Regions from separate parts of the Mus musculus genome. Here region 1 is linked to region 2. The links are chromatin loops, found by intact Hi-C in ENCODE. Cell type or tissue: heart. All regions are shown on one strand. Links, peaks and the distances in the headings refer to the core of each region. The heading gives the core; the rest is flanking DNA.

What was found. A loop is a pair of places that touch in the nucleus more often than their neighbours do. Peaks named below come from ENCODE experiments on the same cell type or tissue, not always from the same donor. Only the 100,000 strongest peaks of a DNase experiment are listed, where the experiment ranks them.
Region 1: it touches region 2 in a loop (8-fold over the local background); 6 of 42 quality-filtered maps call a loop at or near these places.

The regions. Positions count from the first base shown.
Region 1 is chr11:82,777,083-82,787,581 of GRCm38, forward strand. Lig3 (ligase III, DNA, ATP-dependent) reads left to right here and starts at 4,027. Exons shown (of 20, transcript NM_010716.3): 1 at 4,027-4,194; 2 at 6,264-6,817; 3 at 8,233-8,376. The coding sequence starts at 6,268. Gm11423 (predicted gene 11423) reads right to left here and starts at 3,960. Exons shown (of 3, transcript NR_126067.1): 1 at 3,774-3,960; 2 at 3,053-3,216; 3 at 2,519-2,853. In heart, for the core only: a CTCF peak has its summit at 3,984; DNase peaks (open chromatin) are centred at 4,049 and 4,329; H3K4me3 peaks cover 2,854 bases; H3K27ac peaks cover 2,295 bases.
Region 2 is chr11:82,866,154-82,876,652 of GRCm38, forward strand. It overlaps Rffl (ring finger and FYVE like domain containing protein), which reads right to left and starts at 5,057. Exons shown (of 7, transcript NM_001007465.3): 1 at 4,855-5,057. Rad51d (RAD51 paralog D) reads right to left here. Exons shown (of 10, transcript NM_011235.4): 10 at 6,910-10,499. In heart, for the core only: a CTCF peak has its summit at 5,217; DNase peaks (open chromatin) are centred at 4,248 and 5,108; H3K4me3 peaks cover 1,634 bases; H3K27ac peaks cover 1,647 bases.

The DNA.
Region 1 (10,499 bases), core at 1,923-6,922, 90 kb before region 2:
GCCCTAAATAGGGTGTTTGTATCAATCACCCGCACGCCTCCCACAGAGGCAATGGAAGGGAACAGCCGGAGGAGGATGAGGAGTGCTGTGAAATGCTGTTCTTTGCCACGGCCTGACCACTGCCCAGGAAGTCACTGGTGCTACGGTGAACCGAGCAAGGTTAGGTCAACGAGATCAGTCAGCACTCCGATAGGCAGCACTAATGTGTTATTAACAAAATCAGCGAGGCCATAAAGGCAGGCAGGGATGTGTTGGGGGTTCCTAGGAGGATGGAAGGGAGAGATGGGGGTGTATATGATCAAGATGCATGGCTTACATGTATGAAATTGTCAAAGAAAATTTTAAATCCTTTTATTTTTTTTTTAAAGTAGAAAATTAGCCAGGCGTGGTGGCGCACGCCTTTAGTCCCAGCACTTGGGAGGCAGAGGCAGGTGGATTTCTGAGTTCGAGGCCAGCCTGGTCTACAGAGTGAGTTCCAGGACAGCCAGGGCTACACAGAGAAACCCTGTCTCGAAAAAAAAAAAAAAAAAAAGTAGAAAATCACTGGGCATGATGGTGCATGTCTTCAACCCCAGTACTTGGGAGGCGGTACTTCAGAGAGGAGTTCTCTGAGTTTGAGGCCAGCCAGGGCTACACAGAGAAACTGTCTCAAAACAATAACTAAAAAACCCACCAACAAAAAGGTAGAAAAATCACTTACGAGGACTCTGGCCTCTATGTATATATTCACGGGGGAGCATACACACACACATAAATATACACATACATCTACTCACAAAATAATAAAGGAAGAAAACCTATGAAAATGTCAGTTCTTCCCAACTTCATCTCAAATTAGTGCACTCTCAAGCAAAAATCCCAGCAGGTCATTTTGTGGCTATCAGATTTAGATGACTCCAGTGTTTACATAAAAAAGCAAGAGACCCGCTAGAGCCAACATAACCACTAATGGAAAATAACATAGCTACACTAGCTGATGCCAAGGCTCACTCTAAAGCCATATTAACCAACACGGTGGTATTAATAAAAGAACAAGTATATCACTGACAGAAATATGGAGCCCAGAAGTAGATCTTCACACAGTCAAATATCTCTAAAAGAAGCAAAAACCAAAAGACAGACACTGTATGTATTTTGTCCTGTATGTGAAACCTAGATTTAAAATTCTGTATGTACTCTCGTAGATGTGTTTGTAGGTCAAGAACCTAGAAACAGGATTAGGAGGGGAGGAAGAGAGCTCAATGGTACTGGGCATTAATGGTGATGGAACACCCACACCAGGAAGGCAGAGCCTGCACCAGGAAGGCAGAGACAGACACTAACAGGCAGGAGCAATCCAGCTGGAGATGGAGTAGGCACACAAAGAGCAGTGTCGCTGGCAACAGAGGAGAACAGGGTAATCTACACCATGATAAACCCATTATTATATATATCAACTTGAAATTAAATATTGAAACAAGATCTTTCAATGAAGCCCTCCTTGGCCTGGAACTGGACATAAAAACCAGACTGTCCTCTAACTCAGAGATCTGCTTGCTTCTACTTCTCAGTGGAAGACATGAACCTCCATGCTTAAAAAGGTTAATTTTTAACAGGAGCAAATACAAAAAAAGGGACACAAGCAATCCTTTAAAAATTGGTCTTGAAGTAGGGTGTGGTGGTGCACGCCTTTAATCCCAGCACTTGGGAGGCAGAGGCAGGCAGATTTCTGAGTTCGAGGCCAGCCTGGTCTACAAAGTGAGTTCCAGGACAGCCAAGGCTACACAGAGAAACCCTGTCTCAAAAAAACAAAACAAAAACAAAACAAAAGAATTGGTCTTGAATAACCCAGAATCCACGTGCAAAGAGAGAAAGGGGCAGGTAGGACATGGATAACCGACCTTACATTCTTTACAAAAAGCAATTCAGTGGATCACAGAGCTAAATATAAAGTGCAAAACTTCCCCATTTTACTAGGGAAACTGAAGCCCAGACATGAAACTAGATGAAGGTTTACACAGCTCAGGCTAGAACAAAATTCAGTCTGACTGTGCTGTTCCAAAGCCCTATTTTCTTCACCAAACTTGACCTCTCCTTGATGGATCAGTTCTCACTTTTATTAAGAAATACAAGCTTGGCATGGGGGTATACAGCTCAATTCCCACTGTTATAGACTGGGGGGGGGGGGGGCTGCTGCATTGGAGATAAGCCTACAGCTACACAGTGAGATTGTCCTTCCCTAAAATAAAAAGAAAAAAAGAAAAGAAATATCACTGCATCTAGATTCACGCTAAATGAAAGTTCAGTGCTCTTACCGTCAAAAAAAGAAAAAGAAAGAAAAGGAAAGGAAAGGAAAGGAAAGGAAAGGAAAGGAAAGATATGCAATTGGCAGCTTTGGTACCTAGCGCTGTTTCACAGCAGGGGCACCTAAGTCAGAGATGATTATGAATACCATGTAGTTCTCATCAAGCAAAGCAAATACTTAGGGCCTGAGTCTTTTTGTACACTTCCGTCATTAACAAAGACATAATGAACTTCCTTTTAAGGGGTTCAACACTCTTTTATTAACCATTCATTTCATTAGCTCTCGAATTTCATTCATTTAGAAGTAGATGCAGGCAACATGGCAGCGTCAGATGCCTTTCATCCCAGCACATGGGAGGCACAGGTAGGTGGATTTCTGAGTTTGAGGCCAGCCTGGTCTACAAAGTTTGAGTTCCGGGACAGCCAGGGCTACACAGAGAAACCCGGTCTAAGAAGAGAAAGCCTTTGCAGATACCCACTGCTCCTCACCACAGGCTTTCTGTCTGTGGAGTGCTGAGCTGGAGCCATAACAATGGGAGTTAAGCACGCAGCCCCATCGTTTCTGATGCCCTAGTTCAAAGACAGTAAAACCAAACAGGTGAGTGACAGTAAATATTCTTTAACCGAACACATAAAAAATTGGCCAGCAAATAACTGGAATATATGCACTATTACTATTAATGAGGTATTTTACTCTCTTTGGGGAAGTGTTGGGTACTTGTCAGTGTACAGTGTTCATTTACAGCATCTCTCACTTCAGACTGCTTACATTTCCAGGGCTCAGCAACCGAATATATTGCTTGTGATGAAAGGGTTGGTCAGCACAGGGAAAGTCCATTGGGTTAAGATCAACTCCAGTCAAAATGTTCACGCTTCCTCAACTGGAGCCCTTGAGCCTAAGGCCTTCCGAACTCCAAACCCAGGTTTATCCTGCTGCAAGTTAAGAGAAAACAAAGAGCCTTCACCTCATTTCAAACACCAGGATCTAGCTGGCCTCAGTACAGCAGACACTCAACCTTGAACTCCAGAGAGCCTCCCTCGGCTCATTCTCCAGTTCTGTTAAAGACCTCGTCTATCAGCCCTTCATTTCTATGAACAAATAACTGAGCACCTCACACAGATTCAAGCATACACCTTCCTCTCCATCTCAAGGCCACTTTGATATGGACAACAGCCTTTTAGTGAGTCGGCTTGTCTTAGTCTCTCCCCTGACCAGCTTCAACTATAGTGACCCCTCACAGCGTTCTTTCCCTATGGAAAAAAAGCTAAACTCTTCCTCAGAAATAGAACTTAGTTCCACGATCTGCACTTTATTTACCTAACAAAGCCCAACTGTTTGCCCTTCCCAGACTGAACAAGGCCTGAATACTTTTATTTTTTGAAAAATTAGCCATCTTGAACTCACAGAGCCTATTTGAGGTTTAGAAGCACTAGTTCGCTAAATGACATAAACGGGGCCACAGTCCCTGTTCTTCACATTTTCTAATTACCTTTTTAATTAAAGTAGTGCCTTTTAATTCAGCAAAACTCCTGCGGTGCGGAAGACACAGGTGGAACGACTCGAGCTTCCCATCCCTAGGATCACTGCAATGATTTTTCAACACTACCTTCAATATCTAACAATCTGAGAAACTCTAGGAAGTTCAGGGACGCTGCGCCCCAAGCCGCCACTCCAACCCAACACTCAGTTCAAGATTTCCGGGTAGGAATAGAACAGCGACCCACGTGGCGACCGGAGGGGGCGGGGTCCGAGGGCGCAAGTCGGTTACTGCGCCTGCGCCCTGCCTCCGGCTGGAGTACCCGTATTTAAAGAGACAGGCGGTCTATTCATCGTGCGGGACCCGTGGCCTTGTGGGCGCCTGGTCCGGTGGCTCGTGCGGAGCGTCAGAGCCAGGGCAGCCGAGAAGGCAGGTGAGGGGCGGCGCGGCGCGGAGCGGCGGGCCGCGGTGCGCCGTGTGGGGAGGGCCGGGGCCGAACGCGGCGTGGCTGGAGTGGCCGTGGCTCCTCCCCCGCCCGCCGCTCAGCCTGGGGGCACACCCTCCGTGACGTGGCGCCCCCACGGGAGCCCACGGGAGGCCCGCGGCCCCCGGGACCCTGGGCAGCCACCGGGAAGGGCAGGATGCCAGAGTGGGCATTCTCAGGGGGTCGGGGCCGGGCCGCCGCCGGTCCCTCTCCGCCGCCTTGTTGCGCGGCCGCGGCTCGCCCGCACAGCCTGTGGGCAGAACGGCGTGCTGCTTGCTCTTCGGGCTCCCGGCCTCCTCGCGCCGGTCTCCCCGGGTAGTTATTTGTCGTATCCCGGGATGGGCGATACGACACCCTACCCACCCTACTCTGCGGAAAGTTGAACTCCTACTCGCCCTGAGCTCCTCCTCAGCCCTTGCCGGCCTTCACTCGCCTCTCAGATTCTTAACGGTTAGGGCTTGTGTGACCCCCTGAGTCTGCCAGTTACGGACCTCCCCTCCCCCAAGTCGAACATTGTCAAATACACAAGTTTGGTATACAAACTTCAGAACTCCACGTCCGGCTTGCCCTCGTACTCCTTGTAGTTTTCCTAACCACCCCATGAAGTAGTTCTAATCTTTGGGGGGTTTGTTTTCTTGCTTGTTTTCCTTTTGAGACGGTCTTGACGACGTACCCTGGCTAGACAGAAATTTACTAAGTAAACCAGACTTTCTAGCTTCGAACGCACAGCAATCCTTCTGTCTTTGCCTTCTGATATGATTACAGACGAGAACCACCATAACTAGCTCTTAGTCCTGTTGTAATTGTTGTTGTTTTTTTGTTGTTTTTTAAGATAAAACTGGGGCCGGGTGTGGTAGCACACGCCTTTAATCCCTGCACTCAGAACACTAGCTTGCTCTTCCTAGTGACTTCCAGGACAGCCAGAGCTACATAGAAAAATCTATCTAAAAACAAACAAACAAAAAAACCGAAAAATAAATAATAGAAAATAAACTGAAGTCATGCTTGGTGGTTCATACCTATAATTCTAGGGCTGGAGGTGGGAGGATCGGATCGGCCAACTAAGGTGTCTGGCTAGGGTCCACCTTGTTGGAGAAAACCAAGTCGCCTGATATCTGCCCCCACCTCCCCACCCCGCTGTAGATGGGTAGGCTTGGTCTCCAACCCTTTCTTTAGTAGTACACCTGCTGTGCTCCGCTCTACCTCAGCCTTCTTGCTGCTCTGACACAATATCAATTAAAGTTCTCAGCAGAGTGGGGACTAAAAATAGTTTCCAGTAAATTGAAAATTAAAACTGTAAAGCCACTTAAATAATTACAGATATAAGAAGGGATAGGAATAATCATTTTCCACTTGAATTGGTTCATCACTTGCTTAGATTCTTACAGTCCAGTTATTTCAACCTCCCCTGATTCAGGTCGCCGAATTAAGCAAGGGAATTGCGTATTCTGTTTCTAAGGAACAACTTAGAAACAGCTACTCTTTGAATGAGGTACTACTGTGAGCTGCATTTTACAGATGAAATAGGAGCAGAGAGGGAAAGTAACTGAACAGAGCTCACACAGCAGCTAAATGGCTAAGTAAGGCTCTGAACTTGGGCAGTCCATCTGATTATAGACTCTGATTAGTTTTTTTCTCAAAGGGGCCCTCTTCTGAAATCCTAAAACTGTTATAGTGGCTTCATTGTTTTCTGAAAGTGTCTCATGTGTTATATTTCACAGGGAAACTTCATAAACATAATGTAATTTTTCTTGATTTTTAAGACAAAGCTTCAGTATCTTGGTACTATTTAAAGGTCACCATCCACTATGAGTACCTTTACAATCAGTCTCTACAGTGTTGGTGTTGCACACCCCTTTGGAAACTGGTTTTTCCTGTATCAGAACTCTGGGTGGTAAATATTTAATGCATTGGGAAGTGTTTGGTTAACCACGTGCTCTGTATGAGATTCTAGCCATTGAGAAATTGGAAGCCTGGATTCTTCATGTCTGTCTGTCTGTTTCTACCCTTTTATGCAGCTATATGACTTTGGCTTTCAAGATCCTCTTCCCGAGAAACCTTTGTGCCCTTGGCAGAAAAGAACTGTGCCTGTTCCCAGAACAGAATCGCTGGGCTGCCATAAGTCAGTTCAGCCAGTGGTCGGAAACAAATCTCCTCGGTGGGTGCTGCCTTCTCCAGAGAAGAAAGCCTGTCCTAGCTCTCCAGAGAGGTCATCTAAGACCACGTGCCACCCACCTTACTTTCTGGCCAGGGTCGCATGTGGGACTCTGTACTGGCCCCTGTGCGATGGCAGAGCAGCGGTTCTGTGTGGACTATGCCAAGCGGGGCACAGCTGGATGCAAGAAATGCAAGGAGAAGATTGTAAAGGGCGTGTGCCGCATTGGCAAAGTGGTGCCCAACCCCTTCTCAGAGTCTGGGGGTGATATGAAAGAGTGGTACCACATTAAGTGCATGTTTGAGAAACTGGAACGGGCTCGGGCCACCACAAAGAAAATTGAAGACCTCACAGAGCTGGAAGGCTGGGAAGAGCTGGAAGATAACGAAAAGGAACAGATAAGCCAGCATATTGCAGGTGAGGGGAGAGCCTGCTCTCTCAGCTTGCTGGTGCTGAGAGGACCGGGTGCCAGGAGACTGAGGTCTCAGAGATTTCTTTCTCTGTGCATCCTTCTTGGACATAATTTCAAATTCACAGAATAGTTAAAAGAATAGGAACAGTCAGGCTCTCTACACAGATTTCCTTCTTGATAACAAGTCAGTTTGCTTTATCATCTCTGTTTATGTGCTCATTCCCTCTTCCATACCAGGCTTGGTTTTTATTGAGCCATTCAGAGAAAGTTGTATCACCAGGCCCTGGAGGTACCTAGTGTGTATCTTAAAAAATAGGATCTCTTCTTCCGAGATCATAGTTTACCTGTCAGCCTCAGTAAACTTATCTGTCTACTGTCAGTTGACTGAAGACTATAATTGAGCAGTACATTTTCCTCCATTGCAGGGCTCAGGTGTAGGATCGGACTGGGCATTACATTTCATTGTCATATCTCTTTGGCCTCCTTAACTCTGCAGTGTTTCCTGGGGGTTTGTTTTGTTTTGTTGTTTTATGTTTGGTTTTGGTTTTTTTGAGATGTGTCCTTGCTATGCCATATAGCTTGGGTTGGCCTCAAACTTGGAGCACTCTTCCTGTCTTGTCTTCTCAGGACTAAGATTACAGGCTTGTGTTACAAAGCCTGGTACTCATGGTCTTTCTTTTAGATAGTGATATGTTTAAAGAATACACGCAACCACCAACCTTTTAGGACTCTCAGACTCTAAAGTAATAGAGCTAAAGGCTGTGGCTCTAAAGACATGCCTCAGTTATTCTTGGCCTTCATCCTGACTTGCATTTCACTAGGAAGGAAGTGTAGTGAGCACCCAGATTTCCCTACCTGTGCCAGACAGACATGCTCTGCTTTCTCTATTTTACTTTGTTGTTTCTATATTTTGAGGCTACTCTACAGAGCTAGCTCCAAGTTTTATCTATCAAAATGTGATCACTGGGGCTGGAGGGATGGCTCAGCAGTTAAGAGCAAAGGTGGCTTTTCTAGAGGACCTGGGTTCAATTTCCAGTACCTCCATGGCAGCTTACAACCATCTGCAACTCTCATCCCAAGGGATCCAACACCCTTTTCTGGCCTGCCTGGGTACCAGGCACACACATATACCCGACATATATGCAGGCAAAACAACTATGCACATAAAATAAAAATCTTAATAAAAAGCCATTATTAGTTTCTCCCCAGATCTATACTAATTCTTATATACTGGATAAAAGGTAGGCAATTTCCTCTTCTCTGACCTTTTAACTTCTCCTTCTACTCAAAAAGACTGGGCAGCCTGGGGTCATAATACAATAGAAACTTACCAAATAAGGATTTGAAAACTGTTGATAAAATCTCAGAAGCTTTCTTGGCAGTCTTTGAAGGGTGCTTTTGTTCTTTGTGGGTCCTGTAGACCTGTCTTCTAAGGCAGCTGCCACACCTAAGAAGAAAGCTGCTGTCCAGGCTAAGCTGACAACCACTGGCCAGGTGACATCTCCAGTGAAAGGTGCTTCGTTTATTACCAGTACCAATCCTCGGAAGTTCTCTGGCTTTTCAGGTAAGACGTGTTACAGCGACTTCCCCTGTTAAGGCCCCCTGTTTGGTGTCTTAAGTCTCTGGCTCAGTGAAAACACTGCTTTACCAAGTGTCCATACCTGGCTTCTCTCTGGGCAGTCTGGCCATGGTTTAACTCTGTGCTCCACTTGGACAATATTTCTTTGTGTACTTTAATCTCTGATATATCAGGAACATGTTGGTTTATCAAGAGTTCTTCCACTTAAAGTTATTACCTGGGTCAAAAAGATTTTTTTCTAACCTGCTCCTCTTATATTTTTAAATGACAGAATTCTGGGAAATTGTTTGCTCAAACTTGCCGGAACTGAGGAGAGAGGCCATGCATAAAACGTTTTCCTTTGATTTCTCTTGATTTTCTGTGCCCATGAGTTCCTAAAGTGGAGCTGTATGAGCTTAGAACCAGAGGGAACTCTGAATGGAGGGTATAGAGTTTTGTAATGGGCTCTGAATTCAGATTCCATCTCCTATCTCTTGCTTAAGGCTTGGTAAGATAAACAGTAATTTGTTATCATGCACATATATAAGTAAGTTGTTTCTGTTGCATAACAATAACTGCTTGTGGACATGGGATCAGTCCATGCTAGAAGGTGTGGTGCATATAGGCCTTGAAAGGGTTGTTTATTGGATGTAGGTAAGAGGAAGCATTGGCCTAGGGGCTTTGTTCTTCACTTAACCTGAGGAGGTGCTTTTCTGTTACTCGCAGGCTCGTTCTGTGAAAGGACTGAAGTTTAGGCTGACAGGGGAGCTAGTGTTACTTTGATGTCTGTTTGTCCCAGTCGTGTGTTATTTACCCTTTATGGTTTGAGATAAACAATTCTTATGGCTGGTTCAATTGAAGAAAATAATAACAAGATGAAACCTTTGGACTTGAACAGGCTGGAGATTTAAAGAAGCCTAGATGTGGAGTCAGGAGAATTGAGGTTTGCTCCATGCTTGACAGCTTGGTGCTTTGAGCAAGTCTTCACTTATTTGAGTGTCTACGGCTTTGTCGGTGAATTAAGACATCAGTCCTGTCAGAGGACTATGGGAGATAACATTATAGAAATAGCGCCTGGTTCTGTAGGAGTTTTATCATACACACATGCATGCATGGTTTGTTTTGTTTATGAGACAGTCTTGAGTTGGAGGGATGGCTCACCCATTAAAGGCTACGCCGAACCCAAAAATATGAGAGGTCTTCTTGTCCAGACTGTTCTGAAATTAAGATCCTCGTGTCTCTGCTTCCTGGGTGTTAGAAGTCCAGGCATGTGCTGCCATCTCTTGCAGATGTTATTATTTGAAAACTCCAGTTGTGCTTGGTAGTGGACCAATGATAGGGATGCCGAAGAATCCAGTTGATACTAAAGATGGATTTCTAGAGAAGATCAGGGTGCTGTTCTTCGTGAACCTGGCTAATATCAATGTTCTGGAAAGATCTCCACCCCAGATCAGATTCTAGGTCAGAGATGATGACAGACTTACAGTTTACAAACCCAAACAAGAAGCCTTAGTCAGCAGCTCCGTGATATAACAACTCTGCCTTGCTCTTGAAAGTGGTTACAATAAGGTGAGAATCACTGAGATTTCTCTCAGATAAACAAAGGTGCTTTTTATTTTGACAAAAAGAAAAGATGAGCTGGGTCACACTGGTGGGCCCTGACTTTGTTGCTGGCATCCCTGTCTTTCCTCTTCTTCCAAGGAGGTAGATTGTCTTGAAAACTGTCTGCTCTCGGGCCTTGGACTCATCAGTAAGAGGACAGTAAACTCTATAACCTGTCAGGTTTGCTGTAGCGTTGACAGTCCACGGTGACTGTCATTTCAGCTTTACAGGTCCTTTGGTTTCTTCTCTCTTCATCCCAGCAATGTGGAGTCAGAATGACAATTGTTCTGAGATCCGCTTGATGGCTTGTGGCATGAAAGCAGCCTTTGTTCCTGTGTGAGGTACTCACATACACGGGTGCTTCTCAGTGTAGACTTTATGCAGTGGTATTTGTACTGATTCCTTGGCCTCCATGTCTATACCTGATACACGGATCCGGGACATCTCTCTCTAGGGACTCTTTGGGGGCTTGCATAAAATGGCATAAGCCCCCAGCAAAACTTTAGTGTCTTCCTCCTTTTTGTGCT
Region 2 (10,499 bases), core at 2,531-7,530:
AAAAAAAAAAAGGGGGGGGGCATTTAAATGAGCTGCCTCAACGTACAAAGAACATATTTTCTCCTTTAATCTCATATGCATATCTCCCATTTTTTAATCCACAAAACCAAATGTTTTCATTTTGTAGATGATGATGATGAAGAAGAAGAAGAAGAAGAAGAAGAAGAAGAAGAAGAAGAAGAAGAAGAAGAAGACGACGACGACGACTCAGCTGAGTGGTAGTGGCGCACACCTTTAATCCCAGAGCTGGGGAGGCAGAGGCAAGTAGATTTCTGAATTCAAGGCTGGTCTGGTCTACAAAGTGAGTTCCAGGACAGTCAGGGCTACAGAGAAACCCTGTCTCAAAACCAATGAATGAACAAAAGAAAACAGGAAAGGAAAGGGAAGGAAAGGAAGCTCCGAGAGGTTCAGTAATTTGCCTAAACTCATGCAGCCAGGAAGTGAAAAGCTGGGTTTCAAAACTAGGTTCGTCTATTTCTTAAATCCAAGTTTATCTCCCTAACATACCGAGGACCTAATTCTGTTTTAACTTCGATCCTCCCAGACTTGAGCAACTTCTCTTTTCACGAACTCAGCAAAGAACCCATGACTAAAGCTTTTTGACGATTGATTAAGCACCTATTAATTTCAGGAAGGGCTTCGTTTGTGAGAAACTTAAACAGTTAGCACTTTGGCTTTATTTTAAAATCGTACACAGAAAATCCCAGGCATCTCTCCTATCCCACACTGATCATAACTACATCCACTACCTATTCAAACCTCCAGTCGTTTCTCCATTATCATTCATTTGCCCACTCAGGGGATAAAGAAAGCTACTTTCACCAAAAACCCTCCCTCATGACTCCCAGTAGATAATACAGCAGGGGGGGCCTTGCTGTGAAGCAACGAACATCAAAGCTGTAAAAGCCTTTTGTTTATCTGTCACAGCTAGGAGATGGGCTATTCTAGCAAACCAAACACCCCGGGAAACACCACAGCGATGTTATCAGAGAGACTGCCGATTTATAAAGAAGTCAGTGTATCCCCTTCCAGTTTTAAACATTTTAAGAAAAGCTGGGCTGTGGTGGAGCATGGGTTTAATCCCAACACTCAGGAGGCAGAGGCAGGTGGATCTCTGTGTTCAAGGCTAGCATGTCAGTCTACAGAGTGAGTTCCAGGACAGCCTGGACTACACAGGAAAACCCTGACTCAAAACACCAAAAAAAAAAAAAAAAAAAAAAAAAAAAAAAAAGTAGAGACATGAACTCCAGTTTTCAAAGTTCCATACTGATGACACACTTTTATTGTACATATTTTATACTTAACAAATACATATATTCATGTCAACGCAATACAACAGTGATTACCAAGTCAGGCTGCACTGCACACCTCAGAAGCAACCGGGAAGGCTTCTGGAAATCAGATGGTTTCCAATGTAGGTCATCACCGAATGAATCAAAATCTCCAGGAGGTGGGGCCCTAAGGTCAGCAGTTTTCTCAAGAATACCTGGGTTACAAACAGAACCTGGCAAGAAGTGGCTGGCTTGTGGAAACTCCTTACAAAAAACCAGGGTGAGAGCTACACCCTGAATATAGTGTGACCTCCCTTAGATGACACGGGAGACTTCAGGATCTCCCAATGTCCATGGGTCAACATTCGTCACTACCGACTAGTCACCATACTGGGAAAAAAAAACCAGAAAGTAAAGAAAAATTTACCACAGATTTCCTAATGCCAGAATGCTGGAAAAAACCAGCTTTTGTTTTACTATCATATTCAAAGAGCTGGGTTTCTCCCTGAAGAAATGGAGATCTGATGCTTGCTTTGTAAAAGGGAAATGTTTTAAAAACACGCAGAACTCTTAACGAACTGCTTAGCTCTGCTTCAGTTGTAACCAGGCTCCAAAATGTGGCCTAATCAGCCTGAATACGGAAAGCAAAGTAGAAACACTTCCTGACCATCGAGAGAGAGAGAGAGAGAGAAGATAATGGGTTTAGACTAAGACCAGCTTAACAGAATTAGATGTGACCACTGTCCAGTGCACAGCAACTGTTAAGTCCTGGGGACAGGGCGGACTACAGGCTACACAAGAGGCCAATTACCTATGTGAGATGGCATTTATGAGACCTGAGAGCTCAACTGGTTTTAGGATTTTAAAATTCCATGGCTAACATAAAGTCACAGAAAGAGACAGCAACCAGAACATTCCCCTACTGAAGAATGGGAATGCCAGTCTGCATATGGAAAGAGCGCCCTTTCAATTGCCAACATCACAGATGTCGGTAATTCAAATTAACCAAGTGCTAAAATAAAAACAAAAAAGAGAAAGCTGTTCTCAGAAAGCTTAAGTTCTTTCTTTCTTTCTTTCTTTCTTTCTTTCTTTCTTTCTTTCTTTCTTTCTTTTTTTAGTTTTTTTTTCTCTGTAGCCCTCGCTGTCCTGGGCTACGGTTGTAGTATGGGCAAAACCCTCAGTTCCACCCCCTCCCACCACCAGCTCCCTACACAGTGCTAAGAACCAGTAGCCTCCACCAAGTACTCAATTCCAACGCAAGCAAAGCAGCCCCTCCCTTGAGACTTCACTAGGAGCAATCTAAACGGTCTAGTCTCATCAAACTGAATGATACTCCAACTCTAAACTCTAGAGACAGACTGTGAGGTGCAGCAGTTAATCTTTCTCTCCTCTCCAAACATAAATATATTACCAGCACAAGTTTGGCGATAAAAGTCCCTAACACCCCATTAAAATAACAGCAGTATTAAAGATTCTATGATAGGAATAAAACCCAGTGTACCTAGCTCCCTCCCCAGCATTCCTTAGGTTTATGTAGATGATGTCAGAAAGTAGCAGGTGTGGCTCACACAGTCCAAAGTGGCTGCATTAAACTTCACAAGTCTCCTGTAATTGGAAAGGAAACCATCTTTTTGTTAATGTTGCTATTTGTTAAACATGTCAATGAAAATCCCTTTACCAGGCATTTCTATTACATGTTACTAAGTACTTAGGTCAATGGGCTTGGTGGATAGAAAGTTTGAAAACACTTAAGCCCTGGGCCTGGTGGCGCAGACCTTTTATCCCAGCACTTGGGAGGCAGAGGCAGGTGGATTTCTGAGTTCGAGGCCAGCCTGGTCTACAAAGTGAGTTCCAGGACAGCCAGGGCTACAGAGAAACACTGTCTCGAAAAAAACCTAAAAAGAAGAAAGAAAGAAAGAAAGAAAGAAAGAAAGAAAGAAAGAAAGAACTTAAGCTTTCTGAGAACAGCTTTCTCTTTTTTTGTTTTTATTTTAGCACTTGGTTAAATTGGTCAATTTGATGGATTTACAACCCTGGATCCCAGTGTAAAGAGTCAGGATCACAGCTAATCAATATAAGAACTTTTTTGTTTTTTGGTTGGATTTTCCAAGACAGGGTTTCTCTATAGCCCTGGCTGTCCTGGAACTCACTCTGTAGACCAGGCTGGCCTCAAAATCAGAAATCCGCCTGCCTCTGCCTCCCAAGTGCTGGGATTAAAGACGTGCGCCACCACTGCCCGGCCTAAGAAGTTTTAATGTACTGGGCTCTGTGATTAAACATTAAGGTGAGTGTGTATCCTCTGTTACATGGACATCTTTGAACACCATCAAGTTATTAATTAGCCCTGACACATCAATCTGCTACTGTCCTCCAATAAACCACAACTTTTTAACTGTACTCTGGAGTCCAGAATTAGCAAATATGAAATTTTACAAACAGTTGCTAACATTAGAAAGAATGGGGGGGGGGGGGAGAGGAGGGAAGGATAAGGAAGCTGCCACAAAGGAAATATACGGCCAGTTTTGGTCTTAGAACTCTACAAACTGCCCAGGACATAGTCCCCTTCCATTCCTAGAAAAATGCCACAGTATTCGAACAGCCTTGCCCACATTTCAGTATACTGAACTGTCAAGGCAAGAACCACCATGCAGCTCTCAAAAGTGGCGACAGGAAGTCTCTCGGTTCTCCAAGCCACCAGCCAAAACATACATAAGGAGGTTACTATTTTCTTGGAAGGCCACACGCATCCTGGGGTGTTTGTTCATGCGTCACTCTAGCCTTTAACCAGGGCACAGAGTGTGAGTTGTGGGTAAAACCCCATTTCCGAGCTAAGAATAATCTTCCCCGTGGTGGACTGAGAGGAATGTGGAAATCTTCCTCGATTACACAACAGCACCCCCCCACCCCCATGACAGCTTTAAAAAAAAAAAGAAAAAAGGAAGAAGTACGCTGCTGTTGTTTTTTTCTACCGGTCTTAAATCGGAGCTCAAACAGACGCCAGGAAAGGCTGTGGACTCCCCTGATCTACCCAGACTTCCCCATGCCCGGTCAAATGTCTCCTGGGCAGCCAGCTGGAGAGGGGCCCTACTTCCCTCTGAGTCTCGGCCAGGACCACACAGTGGCGACCTAACACACGTCGGGGACAGAGGTCGACTCCCAAGAGGCAGACAGCAGACTCTGGCAGGGAGGAGGGAGGAGGGGAGAGCAGCATCCCAAACTTCCCATCTAACCTCCAAACTCCGAATCTCCAGGGTCCTCCTGGTAGAGAGCCAGTGCCGCCAAAGCTCTGCCTCTGTAGACGGTTTTCTGTCCTACAGAAATGCATCCTTCCCCAGGACCTACCGGGTTCTTACGACACTTGGGTACAAGTTGAGGACACACGTCCCGGGTTACGGCGCACACAGACGAAATGCTTTGCGGCACTTTCATGGGACAGGTGTGGGGTGACCTGGCGGTGGGGAGTTCCTGGAAAGGGCTGCCCCACTCCCGGAGCGCAGCTGGATCCTCACACCCCCCGGAGCACAGCCTGAAGCACCGGATCCTCCAGCCCAACCCGCCACAGCCACAGCCACCGCCTCCTCACCTGCCGCGGACGCTGCCGGGCCACACCTGGGACGGCAGAGGCCAGATCCCGACCGCGGCCACTCAGGCAGCGGGGCTGCGGGGTCTGCGGCCGCCGCAACTCCACGCCTGAGGGGCGCCCGGGTGCCCGAACCACATCCTCACGGGCGGCCCCAGGAAGTCCACCCCCACTAACCCAGTCCCCCGCGGCTCGGCGTGGGCCCCGCCCGTCCAGCGTGCGGCCCCGCCCTCCCGGCTTGCGGCCCCGCCCTCCACCCCACCCCCGCGGGAGCGCACGCCCCCGCCACCATAGAGAGGAATCGGGCGCGCGGCGGTCTAGAGTGCAAGCCTCCGCGAGCGCCCTCTGTCGGAGCCCGGCTAGGTGTGGAGTCCCCAGTCTAGGCCGAGCCAACCAATCCCTTATGTGGTGATCTTGAGCAAGTCCCTTAAGATCACTAACTAGCTTTATAGTAAAGTTTGAATATTGAACCCTTGATTTCATGTTTCATCGTACCCGACAGATTTCCAGAACCCCAGACTCATCTAATTTATTAAGTTTCTTGGCGATATTAAAAGCCAATTCAGTGGGGCATCATAACCTGTCTTTTCCTCCTTGGATAAGCTACTTTCATGTTAGGAAGGTGGGGACACAGCTGAGAAAGGTTGCAGTACAATAAAAACGACTGCTAAGAAACCACCCAGCCATCGTTCATCACCCGTGCACCTTTTGGCAGGCACTTAACCTTTCCAATATCTTCCCCATCCCAGAAAGGCCGGTTGGGCCCGCACATTAAATGAGATAATGCACAAAGGCCTTAGTAAAGCATAAAACACCAGGGTAGCATAGGGGATCATTAGCCAGTGATCTAAGAAGATGCCTAGTCACGGAAGTCATATAAATGCTAATTCTTCTGGCTGGTGTCTAGTGACATCATTTTCTTATGCTTCAGGTTCCCATCAAAGACCTCTCAGAGTTTTCCTGAGCAATTTGTATTTTGATTTATTCAATATTTTGGTGCTTGGGATTTTTGTACATACTAGACAAGTGCTCTACCACAGTGCTACCCCTTGTATTTTAAAATAAAGACTATCAGAAGGGAACCAGAGCTAAAATATGTGCATCCGTACCAGACTCACTTTATAAGCCCTTTGCTATTTCCAGTTCTCAGAACACCCCAGCACGCTCTGTACTGTTATATGCTTGTTATCAACAAGGATCTACATTTTAAGTAATTTTCGAGCTTCCACACAGAGAAAAGCAGAACTCAGATGCAAAACTCTTTCTTTCTCCAACCTGGAGTGTACAGGGAGCCCCGCCTTCTAAGGACCCCTGGCACCTGAGTTGGATGTTCGCCCCTTGCCCCTTTCTCCTGCCTGCTTATTTCTGCAGCTTCGCTTTGCTGCAGTTCCCTATGAGCTCCGCTTCTCTCCGGACTTTTTCCTCCACAAAGGTGTATATCATTTTCTCCCTTCCCTTTCTGGTTTCCGTTCCTTTGACGCACCAACATTGTCCATCCTCTGATATTTCTGAAATGGGTCTGAGCGCCGTGCTGGAGACACAGGTTCTTCACCACACTGTCCATCTCTGGATATGAATGATAGCCACAGACATGTAATAGGTCCAAAACAGAAGTGAAAGGAGATCCAGACCTGCGATTTTTGTTGTTGTTGTTGTTAACTCACAACCAGAGTGCCCAGTTCTGAAAAGGAAGTGCACTTACCCCCCACCCCACCCCACCCCACCCCCAGTCGGACGATAATCAGGGCCTGAATTCATGGTATCCAACAGAAATCCTTTTTTCAGGGCCCTCTGGTCCATATTGTGGCTAAATCATCCGACTGCTGCTAAATAATGAGCAGCTTACTGGAGCGAGGCCTCGGACCCACACCCCTCCTTTCTCCACCTTAGGCGTTATCACCATCACAATTTTTCATCTTTATCGTGCCCTTCCGCAGAGGCATTCAATAATGTACCCATTGTGCGAGTAATCTGAAATCCTTTTCGGCGAGCAATAGTATTTAGTAGTAATAAAACACTAATTTGTCTACCAAGTGACATATTTATAGGAGCTGTTTCCTTTGACATATTTTTATTATTTCTACTCATTTGCTAAGTACTTTCCAATACATATTTATAAAGCACACGCCTTTCCCCAAACAGCACTGAAAAAATAAATCACATTATTTCTTTTATTAGTAGCAGCAAGGCTTCTAAGTCCTAGTGCCCTGATTTCTGTTACTTCTGGCAGGCGCCAGAAGAACTAATAGTGATGGAGCACCTACTATGTGCTAGTCTCTCTGTGAAAGGCACTTTGCATAAATCACCTACTTAACTCCCCTGAGATACACATTTTACCAATAAGGAAAATGTAACTCTGTATAACATAGATTTTTACCAGTAAAACAAACACATTATCTTGTCCAAGGGGACTCTGGCAGGAAGAGTGCAGCAAGGTACTAAACCTGGGTCTTTCCTTGATTCCAAAGTCCTAAATCACCAACCATGGGCCACTCTAACATCTCAGGATATGACTCTCCATAAAAATCAGCCAGACATCACGGCACACACACACACACACACACACACACACACACACACACACACACACACACACACACACACGTCAATATGTCAAGCTGTTGACAGCTGGTGAGGGCACACACCTTTAATCTCAGTACTTGGGAGTCAAGAATCCTACTCTTTTACAGAGAGATAGATGATAGGTAGATAGATAGATAAATAGAGGCATTAATGGTGAATGTTGTCTGTCTGTATGTGCGGAGCTGGTGTACTAGATATTAAAACCAGGACCTTAGACATGCTAGACAGTGCTTTACTACCTGACTGATACTATACCTTGCTCTTATTCAAAATAAGGGACTGGAAGGATGGCTCAGCTATTAAGTGCATTTGTTGATCTTGCAGAGTATCTGGGTTTAGTTTGCAGCTACTATATAGTGGCTCCCAAATACCTGTAAGTCTAGTTCCAGGAGATCCAATACTTTCCTCTGGCCTCCATAAGCACCAGGTACACACAGGGTGCACATATCTACATGCAGACAAAACATTCATATACATAAAATAAATAAATCTTTTGAAAGATAAAATGAATAAAACAAGCAATGGAGGAAACGAAGCCAGTTGAGTTGACACAGACCTATAATCCAGCAGTCTGGAGGCTGAAGCAGGAGAACTGAAGGTTCAAGATCTCACCAGGTCAGACACCTTTTCTCCAAAAAGTAAAAATAAAAAAATCATATGTGTGTATGTCTTGGTCTCTGTTCTATTGCTGGGAAGAGACACTATGATCAAGGTGACTCTTAGAAGATATTTAATTGGGGCTGGCTTAATGTTTCAGAGGTTTCATGCATTATCATCATGGTGGGGAGCATGGCGGCACACAGGCAGACATGGTGCTAGAGAAATAGGTGAGAGTTCTACATCTGGATCCACAGGCAGTAGGAAGAGAGAGAAACTGGACCTGGCTTGGGCTTTTGAGACTTCAAAGCCTAACCCCAGTGACACACTCCTTCCAACAGTACCACACCTCCTAATCCTTCTCAAGAAGTGCCACTCCCTAATGACTAAACATTCACATAGATAAGCCTATGGGGCCTTTCTTATTCAGACCACCACAATGTGGTGTACAATGCATACACACATACATGTAGTATAAAAATATACATATTCATTTTATTATTTTTCTTTTTTTTTCCTTTTTTTTTTGTTTTTTTTTTTTTGTTTGTTTGTTTTGTTTTTTTAAAGACAGGGTTTCTCTGTGTGGCCCTGGCTGTCCTGGTCACTTTATAGACCAGGCTGGCCTCGAACTCAGAAATCCACCTGCCTCTGCCTCCCAAGTGCTGGGATTAAAGGCGTGCACCACCACCACCCAGCTACATATTCATTTTATAATTTCAGCTGTACATACACACACATCACCAACACAAAGAACTGGACAGCTGAAACTCTACCCAGACACCTCCCAGCCAGAATACAGTGAAAGCCTAGCAGGCTCTGCTTACATCTCTATGCCTTATCTCCTGGTTGTCAGGCATGCGCAGAGCCTGCTGTTTCTCATTCAGCTTTCCTCCCCTCTAACCCTTCAGCTCTCTTACACACACACACACACACACACACACACACACACACACACACACACACGCTATCTGCCTTCTCTCGAGTATTTGTCATTCTCTCTTCCCTGGGGGAAAGGAAACTAGGGAGAGGTGATAAAGCAGATCTGTGATCGAGCTTTTTATGGTGAGCTCAGCTGAAAAGGGGTTGAGATACGCAGCCTCTGCTGTTTGGGGCAAAATATGAAAGAGAATTTTGTTAAAATATTTACATATTTTCAGCTGAAAGCAGCAAGAGGTTGAGAAAAGAAAGTCTGGCATCAAACGGATTCAAGTTTAGACTCCCATGCTGTCGCTTAACAGAAACATGTCCTAAAACCTCAACAAGCTCCATTTAGTCTGTAAAATGAAGAGATTCTCAGCGCCACTCAGCTTGTCCTAGGCCCTCAGTGAGACCTGTGCTAAGGCACTGAGCACACACACAAGCCCACCCACTGTCTAATTCCTCCACACAGTCTATCCCACAGCAGGTGCCTCAAATAAATAAATAAATAAATAAATAAATAAATAAATAAATAAATAAATAATAAGTAAATAAAAGCTTAGCCAGAGCCCCAACTCCATGACTGTTTCTTGGTTGGTCTAAAACTACCACTGAGGCACTGTGGTAGTTTGAATAGGTTTTTGCCCCCCCCCCCCCATAGTGTTTGAATGCTTGGCCCACAAGGAGTGACACTCTTAGGAGGTGTGGCCTTGTTGAAGGAAGTGCGTCACTGTTGGGGTGGGCTTTGAGGGTCTATGCTCAAGCTCCACCCAGTGTGGTCAAGACCCTCCTTCCGGCTGCCCTAGGATCAGAACCGCTCCTCTAGCCCCGTGTCAACCTGCACGCTATCATTCTTCCCACCTCTGCAACTGTAAGCCAGCCTCAATTAAATGTTATCCTTTATAAAAGTTGCCTTGGTCATGGTGTCTCTTCACAGCAACACAAACTGCAACTAGAACAGGCCCCATTTCCTTTTCCACTACTGAATGGGACATACCACTTGACATTAGGATGCTCTGAGTTTTCCTTGCTCCTCAAAGGACACAAGGAGAGGGTCCCTTCCCTGCCCGTGGGTATTGTCGTATATGGCCTACTGCTCAGAGAGGCTACAGCCAGGTTTTAATGAAGGCAACAAGCTTGAGAACAAAAGCAACAGGGAAGACGGAGAGAAAAGCCACGGCTTTTCCACATTGGGCCATTGCATTGATCAGCCTTGGTATCACCTTCTCAGCGATGAGTAACCTTCCTTATCATTGATGCCTAAGTGGAGTTTTGTTACTTGCTATGGAAAGCAGCCTCAATAATACATGGACTTTTTTTTTCTTTTTAATCCTGTTAGGAAAGCTCAGCTTCCCGACTTGAGACCATCAAGTGCTATTGGACAGTAGGTATTTAACATTAATTTTGTCTAGTTTCAAACAGACATACAAAGACCTTGTATGATGGTGAAAGAAGACAAAAGACAGCAGGGGCCTAATGGCTATCCACATCATGAGAGAAACAATCCTACATCACTCTCTTACATTTTTCTTGATCTAAGGATCAAATCT